2 separate regions of the Homo sapiens genome follow, and region 2 is linked to region 1. Evidence: chromatin loops called from intact Hi-C (ENCODE). Cell type or tissue: ascending aorta. All regions are shown on one strand. Each heading gives the region's core, and the rest is flanking DNA. Links, peaks and the distances in the headings are about the cores only. Region 1 has its middle 85 kb from the start of LINC01765. Region 2 overlaps NGF (nerve growth factor).

Region 1 (8,333 bases), core at 254-8,253:
CGCTTGCGTGTTTGTACTGAGTTTCACACACATGCAGAGGCACCCAGCCCTGCACCAAGACTCCTGGAGATTGTCCATGGACTCACCCTGGGACAACAGTCACCCCATTTAGTGAGCCTGTGTTTTATGTGCAATTTGATGATCATAGTAGCTCTGTGAGATAGAGTTTCATCAGATATTTAATATCAGATTGTATTAACATCATTATTACTTTACAGGTCAGGAAACTTAGGCTCAGAAAAGTTGCCTAAGATCCCACAGCTTTTAAGCTTTTAAGAGGCAGTTCTGTTTCACCCTAAAACCTGCTGCTCTTAATGACTTGTACATATTGTTCCAACCCTAGGGTGAGTTCTCTGCCCTCTTGGGAGCATCCTCATTTTGAGATCAGGGGTTCTTCATCTTTTGACTTTCCAAGACCCCAAACCTCATCGGAGCACAGCAGGTACAGGCTGGCAGCAGAAGGAAGGGACAAGATCTAGATAACAGTGTGTGGGTGCAGATTCAATAAAAGTAGAGAACTCAGTATTGTGGGGGCCGAGTGACCAGGGCTTGTGATGGACTGAAGGATGGATTGCGGCAAGGCTGTGATATAGATATGATTTCTCATCAGGCTCCAAGCCCTTTAATAATATCTCCTCATGGTCCTGGTTTAGTGGGCTACTCTTTTAGATGAGCCCCACCTCTGCTGCCTATTCCAAGAATGTGATGAGAGAAGGGTGCTAGAATTATGATCACATGCTTTTGAGCTGGAGGGGTCTCAGAGCTCATTTAATCCAATTTCCTCAGGTAATAGGCAAAGAAAATGAGAGATAGAGGAGCTTCTGTGACTTTCCTGAAATGGTGGCAAGACCGAGACTGGAACACAGGTCCCTGTTCTACCCAGTGCTCTTTCTCTGACATCACCTCTCAGTACTCTGAACAGGATTACAGGCAGCTTGAGAGTCTATAAATTTGGGATAAAATACAACAAAGCTTTCATCTTACAAGTCCACACAGATGGGCTACTCCTTCCCCATCCTCTGGCCCTCCTCTCCAAGTAACCTATCTCATTATTCCATTCTAGGCCCTTGGGACCCATCCTCCCCCGTCCTTTATTTGTGTAGTCTTATGAAGAATCCGCAGCGTAAGAATTACTTTCTAACAATGGCATCTAAGAGTGGAAAGTTTAACTGTAAGTTTGGCGGGCAGAGCAAGCATTGTATTCATCTGCAGATGGCCTTTCTCTCTCTTTTGGCATTGATAACTGTCAGTTAGTTCCCCTCCACCCCACAAGAACCTGTATTTGGCAGAATAGATATGTCAGCATTCTTGTAAAGTACATTTTTTCTTTGTGAGAGGCCTTGCAAAATGAGTCCTTAGCTTTCTTCCACTGGCTTCAAAGTGTCTCCTCCTGTGAACATGCTTGATTCCCTTTGGACTATGCTGTGATGAGGTGTGATGTTATGGAAAGATTTAGTTCCTAAAGTCAGATAGCTCCTAGGTTGAGTCCTGGCTCCACCGCTTTAATAGTAGTGAGACCTTGGAAAAGATACTTAGCTCCAAATCTTGACTTCCCTACCTGTAATATGGGAACATTGGGGATCACTCAAGAAAAGGTATATGAAGGGGCCTCCCACGTAAGATGGTCTGGATGCCTCCTGGAAAAGATAGCTTTATCTTTAGGAAGCTGAGGAGATTTGGCTGCCAGTTGTTGCCCGAGAAGGGTAAAGACTTTAACTTCAGGTAAACCTCACAGTCATCGCTTTGGTACACACGTATTTGTGTACCATAAATAATAAATAACAAAAAATAATTGTTTTAAATAAAAATTTTTTAAGATAAAAAATATTTTTAAAAATAATATATTTAGATAGATATTTTAAAACAATTATTTAAATATAATGTATTTAAATAATTTAATTTAAATTAAATAATTAAATTATATTTAAATTTATTATTTAAATATTTTTAAAAAATAATTATTTAAAAATATATTTAAATAATTATTTTTAAAAATAATTATTAAAAAATATTTTTTAAATAAAAAATTGTTTAATAAAAAATAATTTTTCTCTTGCTGTTGTCCATGTTATTTTCCTCAGCGGCATCAGGGAGAGTGGTTATCACCTAGGGGAACAGCAGGGCACAGTGTGGGGAAGTGTGGCTCACAGAGTCCTGGTCCTTCCCCCAGCTGCCATTTACCAACCATCTGAGACATTGGGCATGGTATTTAACTTCAGCTTACTCATCCGGAAAGTAATGGGAACACTTACGTGTCATGGGGGTGACTAGAGGATTGATGGGATGGTGCTTGTGGAGCACTTACCGTTCAGGGCCTGGCATATGGTAGGTGTTGCTTACTGAGTTGGCATAATTTCTGAAATCCTTGTTTTGAGGGTATTTCTACATTATTAACGATAAGCAATAGATGCTTACAGGAACCTCCCCTAGGAGGTGATAATTTTCCTGGTTCCTCCAAAGTTTTTCCAATTGGCTGGGTTATGTTTCTGGTTTTGGAACGCAGGCCTTCCTTAGCAGGAGGGTCCCTGGTCTATGTAGCAAGCGTTGCTTATTCTTGGTTCCCTCCACTCTTTTTGGAGGTTGAAGCTTCACAATCTTGAGCCTTGATATGACTTTACAGAGGAGAGTCTGGTAGAGGGTGTGTTGCTCATCTTGGACCCTACTCGGGATAGGAGAGAGAATAGGGTTAATTTTCAAAGTGCCAAAATACCTTTGCATATATTGTTTCCTCTGCCTGGAATGGCCTCGCTTCTTCTGGTAAGTCCCTAATCATCCTTTAAGAGGCTTTTATTTTGGTCAAAGCGTTTTCCAGCCACCCTCAGTAAGTTCCATCACTCCCTCATCTGTGCACCCCTCTATTTAAATTCCTGCCATGTGTGGTCCAGGTGGCTCTGCTGGCTGTCCAGCTTTATCTCTGACCCCCTCAGCTGCCGAATTCTATGCCCCAGTCTTACTGTGTCCTCTTAGTTTCACAGGTGCACTAGGCCTTCCCTTCCCTCTGAGCTTTCATACCTAGTCCCTCTGTGTGTGACACTGGCGCCCTCCTCTGACCCCAATTTCCTTGGCCCCGCAGCCCCATGTGGTGAACTGCTGCCCATCCTCAAAAAAACCAGTTAAACATCCTTCTCCTGGTAAGAAGTCCCTGTGCTCCCAAGCCTGGGGTCTTCTTATGGGCTCCCGTGAAGCCTTCCCACAAACCCCATCACGCTTTGTGTTTTATATCCATCTCCCCAGCTCGACTGTAAGTATCTTGTGGGGAAGGGGCTGTGTATCTTTCTCCCTATTGTATCCCTGAATCTAGTACAGGCCTGTAGCAGCCATTCATCATATTAAAAACCAAAATCGATTTTCATGTTTTCTTCCCCCAAGATTGCAAGGCCCTTATCTGTGTTATCATTAAGTCCAGTGGTTAGCACAGTGCCGGGGGCTTCTTATTAGGGCCAACTTACAGCATGAACTCCTAGGCCCTGTGACAACCAGCTCCGAAGTTACTTTTTCCCGAGCAATCAAATTTCGCTTTTTAGCATCAGAGGAGCAAGAAGCTGGAAGGAGTCCCAGAGCCCCGGCTCCTTTGAGAAGGCTTCAGCTAACTTCCCCTCCCTGGCGGGTGCTCCTGCATGCCTTCCCTCCTTCCTCTCTTCACTTCCACTTATCCCCACTCCCCACCCCCTACCCAGTCAAGCTGTTATTGGCAATGAATGTAATGTTTCTGGGCTTTTCTTCAGGCTGGGACTCACTCTCATTGTGCTTAAGATCATGAATCAGTTTTGTCCATGCTTGGTCCTGCCAGTGTCAGTAAATGATCTTCTAAATCTGGTCATTGCAAACATGACTCTATCCTTTTCATTTGATCAATATGTTGAGCAACTAGGTCAATGGGAGTCGCCCCGTGGATTCCAGGCCCATTTATTAAAAATGTGGAACAATTTAAGTTCTTGCTGCTTCGACTGAAAGTTGTAGAGCACATGTTGTTTCCAGCAGGCTTCAGGGCTGGAAGGTCAAGTTTCAGATGCGATTAATTCAGTGTAAAGGTGAGCCTGCCAGACTTGGAAGAAAGAAAAACTGACAGCTGATTTATGATGTGGCTTTTAAACAAATCACCCCTAAAACCCAGCTCGTTTCATTATGGCAGAGGTTCAATTTGTATTAAAGTGTCATCCTTGGACACTGAGTGCTGCCCCTATAGTCAGCAGCTGGAAGAGAGAAATGGAATTTCAGCGGTTCCAGAAACCCTCTCCACAATGCTTGGCAAAAGAAATACTGGTGCCTTCAGTTCCCTCTCATATCTACTTAATGACAAAATGTACCATTGGCTGCTGGGCATGTGTGTGACTGCACAAAAATAGCTCTGTGAGTCCCCATTCTTGGGGCCAAAGGAGAAACACCTACTCACAAACTGCCCTTTGCTTTTGTGGCCTGGAGGGGTTTCTGGAGGTGAATGAGATTAGGAGTAGTGACAGGTATGGAGATGAAGCTGCTCTATGCTTTTGGGAAGTGACACCTGCCTGGAAATGTTGACGGGGTCCTTTTTTCTAATTAGCATGCTTCAGTTTACTGTGTGCTGTGCAGGAAATAGAAAGCACACGTCAGTGCTGAGGAAAGGAGAGTGTGACTAAAGCCTTCTCTTAGGTTTTGGGGAGGGCCTGATTTCCAGGTATTTCAGTGCTTAATGACAGACTGCCTTTCTGTTCTAAATATGAAATGGAACATTTCGCCACCATCCAGGCACACTGGAGCCTGAGGTGGACCTCCCGCCCTGCTTCTCCCAGTATGGCAGTGTAAGGAGTGGCCCTCAGACAGAGACTAGTTTCACTTTCATAGGTTTGGTCTTCCCATCTCTGTCCCAATAACAATGACTCAGTGGCAGAAAAAGTGGAGTCATTTCTGAATCCCAGACACACTGCCACATGGGCTCCTAGTTAGTGGACAATCCAGGGAGTAGCTGGCGGACCGTGAGGGAGCCAGCTGTGTGGCTAATGTGGGAGGGCGATGCTGAGAGGCAGGGGCTCTGAAAAGCCATGGTGACAGGGGAAGAGAACCTCTCTGTGAGGGGTGTGTGCACATGCCCGTGTAGGTTTTTGGCCAAATAATGCAGGGTAATGAATGCTCTCACATCCTGGGTTTCCAGGCTGTGCTCTGCTCTCTGCTTGGCTTAAGGTAGACATGTAACCGAAGATTGCTCCTAGGATGGGCAGCGCTTACTCTGGGTGTTTGCAGACAAAATGCCTGTTAGCATTTTGTCTGGCTCTGGAGCCCTGAGCCAGAGACGCCAACATCTCTTGGCTGGGCAAGTGGCTTCCTGGACTGTGGAACTGAGTCCATAAAAGGAGAATTTATGAACAAACAAGAAAACCTGTCTCTTTTCTGCAATGTTGAAAAAATACATTTTCAACATGATGTCTTCACTGCTGCTGTTTTCTGGTAAACCAGTCAAATTTAGTAAATATACTATAGTTCCATATACTATATATAGTATATATGCTATATACTATAGTATATAGCTATAGTATACAAATATAGTATATAGTATATAACTATAATATACAACTATACTGTAGTTCCCCACTGAGTCTACAGTGGGGTCACCTCCCACCCCCCTACCCCGACTGCCTCCAGCAAGCTGTTTGTACTTCTCATTTTGCACATATCACATAAAATGCAAAGCTTGGGGGCATTTACATTTGTCTATGTCCTCAGTATGGCTTGATGAAGAGAGTTTGAGCTTTAGAGCCAGACAGACTCAAATTTGAACCAAAATCCAACTTTTCAGTGGCCGTGTGAGCTTGAGAAGTCTAGTGAAATTTTCCTTGTCTGGCTTTCCTTCTCTGTAAGATAGAGCCACTCTTATTTCAGGATGATAGTGAAGATTAAGTGGGGCAATGCATAAACTGTAATTCTACTGCAATGAGAGGCCTGGCAGAGTGTAAGCCTCAGACTTCATATTAGTACCCATCTCTCTCTCCACCTCCAACTAGATGGTCATTCCTTAAAGGCAACATGGTATCATATGCATTTGTATTATCTCTCTTCTTGCCCAACACTTAATCCATTGCCTTGTATCTAGTAGGTACTCAAATAATGAAGGAACACATTTTATTTTAACTTCAAAGTGGAGTGAGAAGTGGACCAAAGGTCAGGTGAAAGGAATGTCTAATTGGACTAAAGCCTCCCTACTTGAAGTGGGGGTCAATGACCATCAGCATCACCGGATAACTAATTAAAAATGCAAAATATCAGGCCCCACCCCACAGCTACTGAACCAGAATCTGCATTTTAACCAGAGAGCCAGGTGATCCATGTGCATGTTGAAGTTTGAGAAGCCCTGGTCTAGAATGTTGTGCCAATAACCAGGTACTAAATAAATAAATGAAGGAGTAAGATTAGGAAGCTAGCAAAATAACTGATTAGAACACTACTGGTTTTATTTAAAAGGAAAAAATCTATTAAATTGAAATATAATACTAAGAATTTCAAGACCAATGGCAATTTTATGCCAATTCTAACAGACGTTGTCCTTGGCTATGATTCCGCAGCTGCAAACGTGGACTCTCTGACTTGTGTTTCCCTCTCCCTCTCTGAGCCTCTGTGAGCTCTTCCCTTCTGTTGCCCTCTGCAGAAGGCCATCTCTACTCCCTAGGTCTGGGAGCTACTTGGGGTCTCCCCAGTGAGCCCATATGCCAGGACGCTCTCAGTTACCATGGCTGCCTTCAAGTGCCCAGTGGGGATCATGCTCTGCTTTCCACAGAACGTGTATTGTTCTTGTTTGGATCACTGCCCTAAATTCAAGCTCATTCAAAAGTGCCTTTGAGAACTTGGCTCTCTCTTGCATCTGTCCTTCAGAGTTGTGTGTACCTGGAGGGCAGCCTGGGGACCATTGCTTCCAGGAAGACGAAGCATCCCTTTGTGTCTGTCTGTCTTCCTTCTGGGTGGGGGTGCGTAACGTTTCCTGCCCTCTTCTTTTGGATTGTTGCTTGGCAAATCATTTCATCAAGTCATCTGCTTGAGCTCTAAACTCTGTGGCCGCCTATAAAAACTGTTTCCCAACGGTGGTAGAAACAAAGGTATGAGCACCTGTGGATTCTATCTCTAAAATATCTCCCAAATGCCTCTGCTCTCTGCCTTGACCACCACCACCTCTCTGGGCCACCACCTTCTCCTGCCTGGATGACAGCAGTACCCTCCTGGCTACATCCCTGCAAGCTGTTCTCCCCATAGTGAGTCAGAGATCTTTTCTTAAACATAAATTGGGGTGTCTTTTTCCTGCAGAAAGCCCCCAGTGTCTCTGCACTCCCCTTAGAATGAGATCCAAACTCCTTCTGGTGGCCTCCAGAGGCTGCTGTGACCAGGACTGTCTGGCTCTGGGGCCCTGTCACCTCTTCCCTGTCTAGTGTGCTCCTCTTCCAGAAGGATTTGCTGCTCTTCCAGCATCTCACACCCACTCAGCTCTTTCTTGCCTCACCTGAGATGTTCCTTCCACAGACAGGCCTTCCTATCACCTAGTCATCTCTCCTCAGCTCCTTCCTTCATTCAGCCATCACTTTTCTAGCTGTGTTATTCATTCATTGGCTTTCTCTTTGTCCATCTCCCCTACTAGACTGTAAGCTCCATGAAGGTGGGAAGGTGCCTGCTGATTCAACAATGTCTGGAATGGGGCCTGGCACATACTAGGTACTCAATAAACACCTGCTGCATTGAATGCATGAGCCTATTGTGTGCTAAGTGTTTTCTGCTGAAATTCCTTTTCCCATATTGATTTTCTTCACTCCTCTGGGTGCCCTCCATCAGGTGGATGGACTTCCTTCATGAGGACTTCCTAACCCACTATAGCCTGGAATCATCTTCTGTCTTAAGATCTACTGTCATCCTATTCATCAACAAATCTCTCACCTCATTAAAATAGCTTTCCCGCTCCTCCCCTGCACACCCACACTCACATGTACACACACCTGTTCTTTCTGTGTTGGCGGGACGTTGTTATTCTTAGGGGGTGGTAAGGAACAGTGGTTAAGTGTCCAGGCTCTGGAGCCAGACTGTCTGGGTTCAAATCTTGGCTCTGTCAATTACTTGTTGGACAGGTGATTTAACCTCTCTTTGCCTCAGTTTTCTCATCTGTAAAGCAGGGGCAATGCTAGAACCTTCCTCACATGGTTGTTGTGAGAATTAAGTGGATTAAAACATATCAAATATATAGAACAGTGCTGGGCACATATTGAGCAGTATAGAAGTACTGGGTATTATTGTTATTTAAATGAGGAAGAAATGATTTTGCACTGTGAGATTCTCATGAAACTGGGTTTTCAATCTAGATTTCTCCTAGACTGAAGGCCTTTCTA
Region 2 (8,333 bases), core at 140-8,139, 150 kb after region 1:
CTATGCTCTTTCATTTTTTTCCCTAATGAGAGTTGCACACTAAGTTGATTTCACAACCTGTATTTTGTTTTCTTTTTTCTTTCTTTCTTTTTTTTTTTTTTTTTTTTTGGAGGCAGGGTCTCACTTATCTTGCCCAGGCTAGAGTGCAGTGGCATGATCATGGCTCACTGCAGCCTCAACCTTCTGGGCTCAAGTGATTCTCCCACCTTAATCTGCTTAGTAGCTAGGACTTACAGGTGTATGTCACCATGCCTGGCTAATTTTTTTATTTTTATTTTTGTACAGATGGGGTCTCACTTTGTTGCTCAGGATGGCCTTAAACTCCTGTCCTCAAGTGATCCTCCCGCCTCAGCCCCCTAAGTGCTGGGATTACAGGCATGGGCCACACACCCGGCCTTCAACTTGTAAAAACATTTTCTGTTCTCTGCTCTATGGCAGTTGATTAGAAGTGTCCTTGAACTCCTGCTTGATCTTAGTGGATGCTGGGCAGCATCTCGCTTCTGAGGCATGCAGCTAATTGTGTACTCTGGACCATCCCTCTGGCAAGAGGACATCATTAATAAAATATTTCAGAAATTACAAATATCTGACAAAGCCATTTGCTTGGAAAAGAGTCAGTCCAGGAAACCATCCAGAATATATAATCACTCATCTCAGGCACTGACTGCTAATATTTTAGGCAATTGATGTATGCTTTAGCAAAAGAAACTATTTTCTCTGTTTTCAGAACCTAAAGAAGTCATCTGTTCTGAAAGGCTACACACAGTCGCCATCTAACAATAAATGGTAAAAGAAAAGAAACATGCAAGGTGTTGTGGTGACTCTATCAATCCACCCTCCAGAGTAGTGCTGTCTTTCTCAATTTGGGGTGAATACAACCAGGATCTGAAATTAGATTGCTTTTCAGAGGAGCATGTACATCTCCACCCTGGTTTGGGATTTCAGGGATGATTTTGTTTCAGCAGCTAGGGGCAGTGGCAGGTTGGTTGAATCACATTTAGGTCATGGAAAGTGAAGTCTGATCAGGTGGCTCAGCTCGAGTCAGCCCTGATGGGCTGTGGACTCGGTGACTTCACTCCAAGCAATGTGCACGCTAATTGAGAAAACATGTTCCTGTGATGGCCTCATGCAAAAATCCAGATTTACGAATTTTTTTTATTCCTAAGAATTCCTTAAATATTTGCCGTGCGTGTCTATACAGCCTCCTGGAGTACTTCTCCTTACTGAGTAGGGTTGTGATTTCTGCTGTGGCCCAGGTCAGGCTTTTAAAGGGTGGGATTCTGACAAAGGGCAACTGGGCAAGCAGCCACAGGCCTCGGGGAGAAGCAAGAAGAGGGCAGCAGAGGAGAAAAATAACCCAGACCTCCTGTGCTTTTCCTGGGGCAGAAAAAGCAATTCAAAATCCTTGAAAAGCAATTGTCTGCAATGTCAATGAGGGGGTCCACATCGGGAAGGGGCCTCAGCTTACTGGGCATTGGCTATATTCCAGACTCTGAGGTAAGAACTTTCCAGCACTCTCTCCTTTCCCCTTCACAATTGCCCTCAAAAATCAGTTGGCATCATGATTCCCTTTTACAGATGAAGAAACTGAGGCTTACAGGGGTTAAGTAATGTGCTCACAGAGCTAATGAGAAGTGAACTTGGACCTAAATCCAGTTCTATCTGTGTGCCAGGACTCCTGTAAAATCCTACCTGCCTATGGGACAGCCCCTCACTGCCCTCCGAGGAGCCTCCCTGAAAGCCTTCTTGACATCCAGACCTGTCCCTCTTGGAGGTCATATATTCACAGAATTAGTACTTCCACTAGTTCCAGTTTTGATACTGCTTGCAATTGCTCCATGTGTTAATTCACATAAGAAGATTAAAAAGCCTGCAGACAAATTTTGTTTGGTCTGTACCCATGTGTGGAAAGTGAAGAAATTTCAGAGTTTTGGCTTTTCAGTCTCAAAGTTTTGGCTTTTCTTGAAAAGTTCTTGAAGAGATCTGTATTGGACCTATAATCCTTTACAGCAATGGTTGGCCTGTCCCTTAACAATGAGGCATAGCCTCTCTAGTTTTTCACAGCCCCAGCAATCTCTGGCCTCAGCTCATTTATATTCTCTCATGAGCCACTAAGCCTTTTAGTTATGACTCCTGAGCAAGCTCCTTGGGGCAGGATCATGATTTATATTTATTTTGAGTCCCCAGAGTGCCCAGTGTCCCAGGTAGCATATTAATAAGGATGCTAATTGAGAGAAGAAAATCTATCCAGTAGCCTCATACATGGTGGGCCCCCTCCCCTGTGGGGCGAGGACAATCTTCCCCTTTAACCACAGGTTCTATGTAATTCAGCAACAGCTGCTTAACCCTTGGCTCTTGGTCTGGGAGAGCAGAAATGCCCCACTGCCATAGCAAAATTCACTTTCTCTTTCTTTTCTTGTAAACTTGAAGAATTCCTAAGACATTTAAAATCCTAAAGACACAGAGGAGTTGTTACGTGGAGTAAGGAAGCAAAACATTCTTAAAGCTGCAAGCAAACATGGTCATTCTCAAGAAATGCCTTATTTAGAGAGCATTGCATAACATTTCTGAAATAAGAGTCTGAGGAGAAGTTTGCCTCTGAAAGAAAATTACAGGAGAACCTCCGTGAGTCTTCTCTTACCCAGACATTACAAGGCGAAGATAAATCGCAAGATGAAATGTTTGGTTAAAATTCTATCAAAATGAGAATGTTAACTACAGAAGGTCAAAATATCAGTGAGTAAATTCCTAGAGAAGTCTTCAATGCAACCAAAAAGATTTCTCCTCCCAAAACAGAAAAGCTATATATGCACAGATACATTAAAAACATACAAAAAAGATGTTATCCTACCTGAAATTAAAAAAAAACAACTATGAAGTGGGGGCTCCCCTCAGATCAGCCCTTCCAAGGGAGAACGTGAGGGGAGGAAGCTCATGTTCGTTGGTGCCCCCCTCATGCCAGGCCTGTGCTGCTGTTTTGCCTATGCCTTCCCACTTAATGTGCACAACAGCCAGATGACAGCATAGCTACTACTAATATCTTTGTCTTACAGATGAGAAAACTTAGGGACAGGAGAGGCCCTCCTATGTCTCCACTTTCCTGGAGTACCCCGTCCTTCCCCCTGCTTATCTAGTCCAGCACCTCTCAGGCAGCTAGAAACAGTGTGACTTCTTTTTCTGAAAGTGTTCTCCATAATCCAAAGGGAGCCTGTCCCACTTGGCATCACTCATACACAATGGGGGTTCAATACATATCCATAGTGATGAGGCAGTACCTCAATCGTTGACCTCTCAGCCAGGTCTGCTCAGATCCAAAAATGGGTTGGCATTTCACTAGACTGAGCAAGTGAGACATGCAAGTCACTCCATTACTAATGAGGGTTGTAATCCATCTGTAATGATGAAGAACTGAAGTCAGGACAGTCTCCCCCACCCCCTAACCTGGGCAAGGGCTGAGCTCTTGAGACCATCCTCCCTGGGCTCACTTAGCAACTGCACACAGAGGGGAGGTGACCTATACCACCAACTCTGACTACTGAAGGAGCAGCCAAAGGAAATGGGAAAATCAGCCCATCTGTACTGACAACAAATACTTCGTGGTTATTGGGAAACTGTTCCTGTAGTAGTGGATTGAAATTGCCCAATGTGGAAGGGCTTCTGTGTGAAACTTGGGTGGTTCATTCCCACTGATTTCATAGCCAGCTTCTTTCATTCGCAGGGCTCTCCACCTGCAGAAGCCACCACAGGCGGTGCCAAAAGTGCCAAAACATCTCAATCTGCTTAGCCCAGTGGTGGATTTTCAGGGAAATCCTGACTGTCTGACTCTGACTAATAGTACTACTAAAAAAAAAAAAAAAAAAAAAAAGACTTCCCGCACGTGAATGCGTTGGCTACAGTCTTAGGCAATTCAAAAGCATTGTTGCTAGTTCCACCTGACAGATTTCATCATCAGATCAACCTCATTTGGGGAGGGAGCTCCTTAAGACTTTCTTTCTTTCTCTTTCTTTCTTTCTTTCTTTCTTTCTTTCTTTCTTTCTTTCTTTCTTTCTTTCTTTCTTTTCTTTCTTTCCTTCTTTCTTTCTTTCTTCCTTCCTCCCTCCCCCCTCTCTCTCTTTCTTCATTCCTTCCTTTCTTTTCTTTCTTTCTTTCTCTTTTTCTTTCTTTCTCTCTTCTCTCTCTCTTTCTTTTCTTTTCTTTCTTTTTTTTCCCTCATTTGAAATCAGCGCCAAGCTCTGCAGTTCCTTTTCACTCCTACTTGTAATGAGTTGGGCATGAGTAGAAAGCATGTGTTCCTATAATACCCTCCTACCCTCTGAAGACATTATTCATTTTAACCCTAGGTACTATAAATAAACAAATAGTTCTATTTTCTGTCCCCCAATGAGACCTTGAAGCAGAGGTGAGAATAATGAGCTATTCTACTTGAGAATAAACCCAGTGCCACAAGCACCATCCCTCGAGTGTAGTGTTGCTAGCCTACTTTTTTTCAAGGAAATGTCACGTTATCAATTCTCATTTATTTTCACAGCTTGGGCACAGTTGTATTAATTCGATGTCAATGTGCACTCATGTTGTATTAAGTGCGGTCAGTGTTGGGGGCTTCTGCTTCAGGGAAGGAACCTCCTGATGCCAGAGTGTGATCCACTTAGCAAAGGAGGGAAGGATTTCCTCCCAGTGCTGCAGACTCCACAGGCATGCAGTCTGCCTGTGTTTTTAATAACATATGGCAGAGTAGGAAGCTGCCATGCTCTAATAGCACCTGTCCCTTCACCTTACTCTTTCTGATTTTCTTTTCCCATGGGTCATTTGTAGTCCACTTCACTCACAAAAGGCAAAGGATGACACTTGGTGGGACTACAGCACTGAGGTCCCTGCCGATGGTGGCCTAGAGTCTGATTTGCTGGCTCTTGGAGGATGAAGCCCAGGAATTGACTTCTGGAGCCCCAGTTTGATGATTAACCACAGAAACCCCAACAATAGGGCCCTTATTGGTAATTTCCAAAAGACTTCTCAACTGGGAGCAGCATTATCTTTGAATACACTTAGCCCTTTATGAGGGGCATTTGAGGTTGTCACTATGACTTCTGACATTTAGGAGGTGAGGCAGGAATACTAAACTATCTGCACTGTGCAGATTGGTCACACTTAACCAAGAATTGTCCCAAAATGCTGACAGCTCCATTCAGAAACAATATAAATCCAATATACTTGCCTAATGAGTTGGGAAAGTGAGGCCTGAGAAGCTTAGCGACTTGCTCAAGGTCACAAAGCTACTTCCCTTCCTTTCTCACAAGTGAGGAAACTGTAACAGGAAGTTTACCCAAAATATAGGAGAAGAATATCAAGGGATCATCCTAACATTTTAATCTGATTCCTACTGTGTCCTAGTCTGAGGCCTCAAAAGCATGTAAAGTAGCCCAGAGAGGAGCAATGAAAACATCACGAACCACCAGAAAGTCTTCTCCATTGCATGTTTTCATTCTTCTGGTCTTCACTAAACTTTGTGGCTGAAGGTTTATTCTCCTCGGCTCAAATAGTGACGTTTCTATGCTTCTGCACAGCCTAATAAAAGACCGAGGACCCCAAAGCCTCAGTTTCTCCATTCACATATCAGCCTCAGGATCATCCTGGCCTTACTGCTATTTGGAGTTAGGATCTTAACTATTTTCCCACTGTTATCAAGCGATGTCTCATGGGAATGGATTGGGGAAGGGTCTTTCATCCTCATTTATTTACCCAATGCCAGTGTACACTGTTTTCTCAAAATGGTCCACCACAGAAGTGATTTCTCAGAACTGGCTAAGCCTGAGAGCTGATGGTTTGTGAGATCAGCTAGTGAAAGAAACACACAGGAACTCTTTCTGTGTCACAGAAAGGTGTTTTCTGGGAGCATGGGTTGTTTGCACACAGATATCCAGAGATTTTATGCAAGCCGTCAGCAAACCTTCCACTGCTTCCTGAGATCAGAGAATTTGCTGCCAGCAAAGGTCTCTTAAGGCTTGCTCTAGACTCTGAAGTCAGTGAAAGTTCTTACTTGGAAAAGGTAAATGGCTGGGCCTCTGCTCCCAGGTCTGGCACTGACATCTGCTTGGGGATCTGGGCCTTGGCCCTACTCCATGCCCAGTAGAGAAGAGCAGTGGCTGAATCTCTGTGTAGTTTCCCTGCTGCTCTGATGCAGGGTACTGCAGTAAAGCACTCCATCAATGAGCAGCAGGAGTGCTCAGCACTCTTTAAAAAGTAAAGTTGTGTGATTTTTTTCATCAGTTTATTCTCGGTAATGATGAGAAACTTCCCTCGGGCTCCAGCCCTGCCCTGCCCTACCCTACTCTCCCTGCTGATGTCGGCAACCAGGGCCCCCTTCTTGTCCAAGGCACAGATTTCTCCCTGAAAGAGAATGAGAGTGTGAAGCCTCATTCCTTGCTCCCACTGGCCCTTGGGGCAGGAGAGTTGTGGGGTGGGCAATAGGAGAAGGCAAGAACCTCATTCCTTGGTACAGGTTAAAAGTAGGGAAAGAGTCACCAATACCGGGATGACTGCCCTGAGTGGGCCCAGTTCATTTCTCTGGTGGGCCTGGGCTGCTGTTGGAAATGCAGTGGTGCCAGCAGCTGGTTCTAAAATCCTCTGAGGTGCTCCTATACTTCTGTCAAATTAGTGTTCTCATGCCCCAGTGATCTTGGCTTCCCATTTTTGGTGCTTCCTTTTTCCCTTCACCTGCATAAAGATGTTGGGGAAAGAGTGGGGTAGGAGTTTGGCAACATGTGGCATTAACCCTATCCCCCTTCAACAAGAGGAATGTTCACTTTCTGTGTGAGTCAATTCCAGCTAGGCCAGTCTCAGCCCCCAGACCCGCCTGTCTCCTCTGACCCTCTGGAAACACTGCCCATCATGAATTGACATTTGGGTTGCTCAGGTTGACGTATGACTTATTCAACAAAAGAGACCCATCAGGTTTGATACAGCCTTTCTTCTTTCTTCTGTGACTCTGCAGAGGGAGAAAGTTTCAGACATTCAGGAGGAAACTGTAAACACAGGATAAGAAGGGCTGGCAGGGGCCAATGGCTGCTGCCCTTCTGCACTGCCTCGAGAAGGGGAAAGATTCCCTTCCAGCAGACTTAACTGACGGCTTCAAGAGTTTGAGGACCCTGGAGAGAAGTTACTGATGGGGTCTCCACTGTCATTTCTGCATTTGCAGAGTGCAGCTGGCTGTGCATGGATTGGGGAGGAGGGGACTGGCACTGGCAGTGGGTGTGCCCAGAGGATGGAGCCAGAACAATTAATCAAGTGACTTTTCTACAGGATTTCCATTGGCCTTGGATGACAGATGGGGCAGAGGCACCCAGGAGAGCACTATTTTGGTTTCCAGCTGGGAACGTGCACTAAGTTTTCCTTAATACCCACAGCACCCAAAAGGCTTTGCTGTAATACACTTTAATGCATGAAACACTCATAAATTATCCTTCGAACTGTTACAACTTCCAACCTGGAACAACTTGGAAAAACCAGCCTAGCAAGCAGGCTCTTTTTTAATCTCTCAAATCACAAGAGAAGAAAAAGTTCAAGCACGAAACACCTTCCTTAAGAATCTCGAAATTTTTTTTGTTTTGTTTTTGTTTTTTTTTTTTTTTTTTTTTTTTTTTTTTTTTTTTTTAGAAGGAGGTTTGTAATTAGAGGGAGCTAAGCTGCTTGTTTCTGCTGGCTCAAAGTTGCAGCTCCCTGACCCCTGAGTCCTCTCTCCCTCCCCTAGATCCTCCTCGCCTGAACTCAAGGCGCTCCCCGCCCTAACCTTCCACGCCCGCTTCTCCCACACCTGGCAGCAGACAGCTGGAGATGAAGCGTGTGACCCAAGTGGCAGGGCTGAACCTTGGCGACCTCTACCTGAGGTTGTCCAACGCGGCTCCGTGGAGGGCCCCGGTACGCCGGACGGACCCCGGCGTTGGCTCGCAGACTTCCTGCGTTAACCCCCGGGGCCCTCAGTCACGACTCCCAGCCCTTCCGAGACGCGCTGAGGGAACTGCCCCAGGTCTAGCGCGCCCCGTTCCGCTCCTCCCCCTACCTGGGGGCCGCGCAGCACTTTCCCTACTCGGCGCTCACCTCAGCCAGCGCGCTCTGCGCTCCCCCCGCGGTGCTGGCCGCCACTCCTCCCGCCCTGGCGCGCCAGCTGCCGGCGCATCCCTCTCCGCGCCCATTCGCTCTCCCTCACTTGCGCGTTATCCACTTCTAGCCCTCGAGCTAGACCCTGGCATGGCCGTGGGCTTCTGCAGGCGCCAGGGCTGCTCCCTGGACTGCAGGCCATCCTGGGACTAGGGACTCCACGACCAGAACTAACGCTGTTC

The links. A loop is a pair of places that touch in the nucleus more often than their neighbours do. Peaks named below come from ENCODE experiments on the same cell type or tissue, not always from the same donor. Only the 100,000 strongest peaks of a DNase experiment are listed, where the experiment ranks them.
Region 2: a loop joins it to region 1, with 4 times the contacts of the local background. A loop is called at or near these places in 7 of 110 quality-filtered maps.

Annotation. Positions count from the first base shown.
Region 1 is chr1:115,180,289-115,188,621 of GRCh38, forward strand. No RefSeq gene overlaps it. Among named protein-coding and RNA genes, the nearest start is that of LINC01765, 85 kb to the left of the region's middle. RefSeq lists an enhancer at 1-171. In ascending aorta, for the core only: no CTCF peak of the experiment used is centred there; DNase peaks (open chromatin) are centred at 4,343 and 4,813; H3K4me3 peaks cover 1,888 bases; H3K27ac peaks cover 5,549 bases.
Region 2 is chr1:115,329,658-115,337,990 of GRCh38, forward strand. All of the region lies in intron 1 of NGF (nerve growth factor), which reads right to left. All of the region lies in intron 1 of NGF-AS1 (NGF antisense RNA 1), which reads left to right. Among named protein-coding and RNA genes, the nearest start is that of NGF, 4.4 kb to the right of the region's middle. In ascending aorta, for the core only: a CTCF peak has its summit at 958; DNase peaks (open chromatin) are centred at 1,034, 3,674 and 8,130; H3K4me3 peaks cover 2,427 bases; H3K27ac peaks cover 8,000 bases.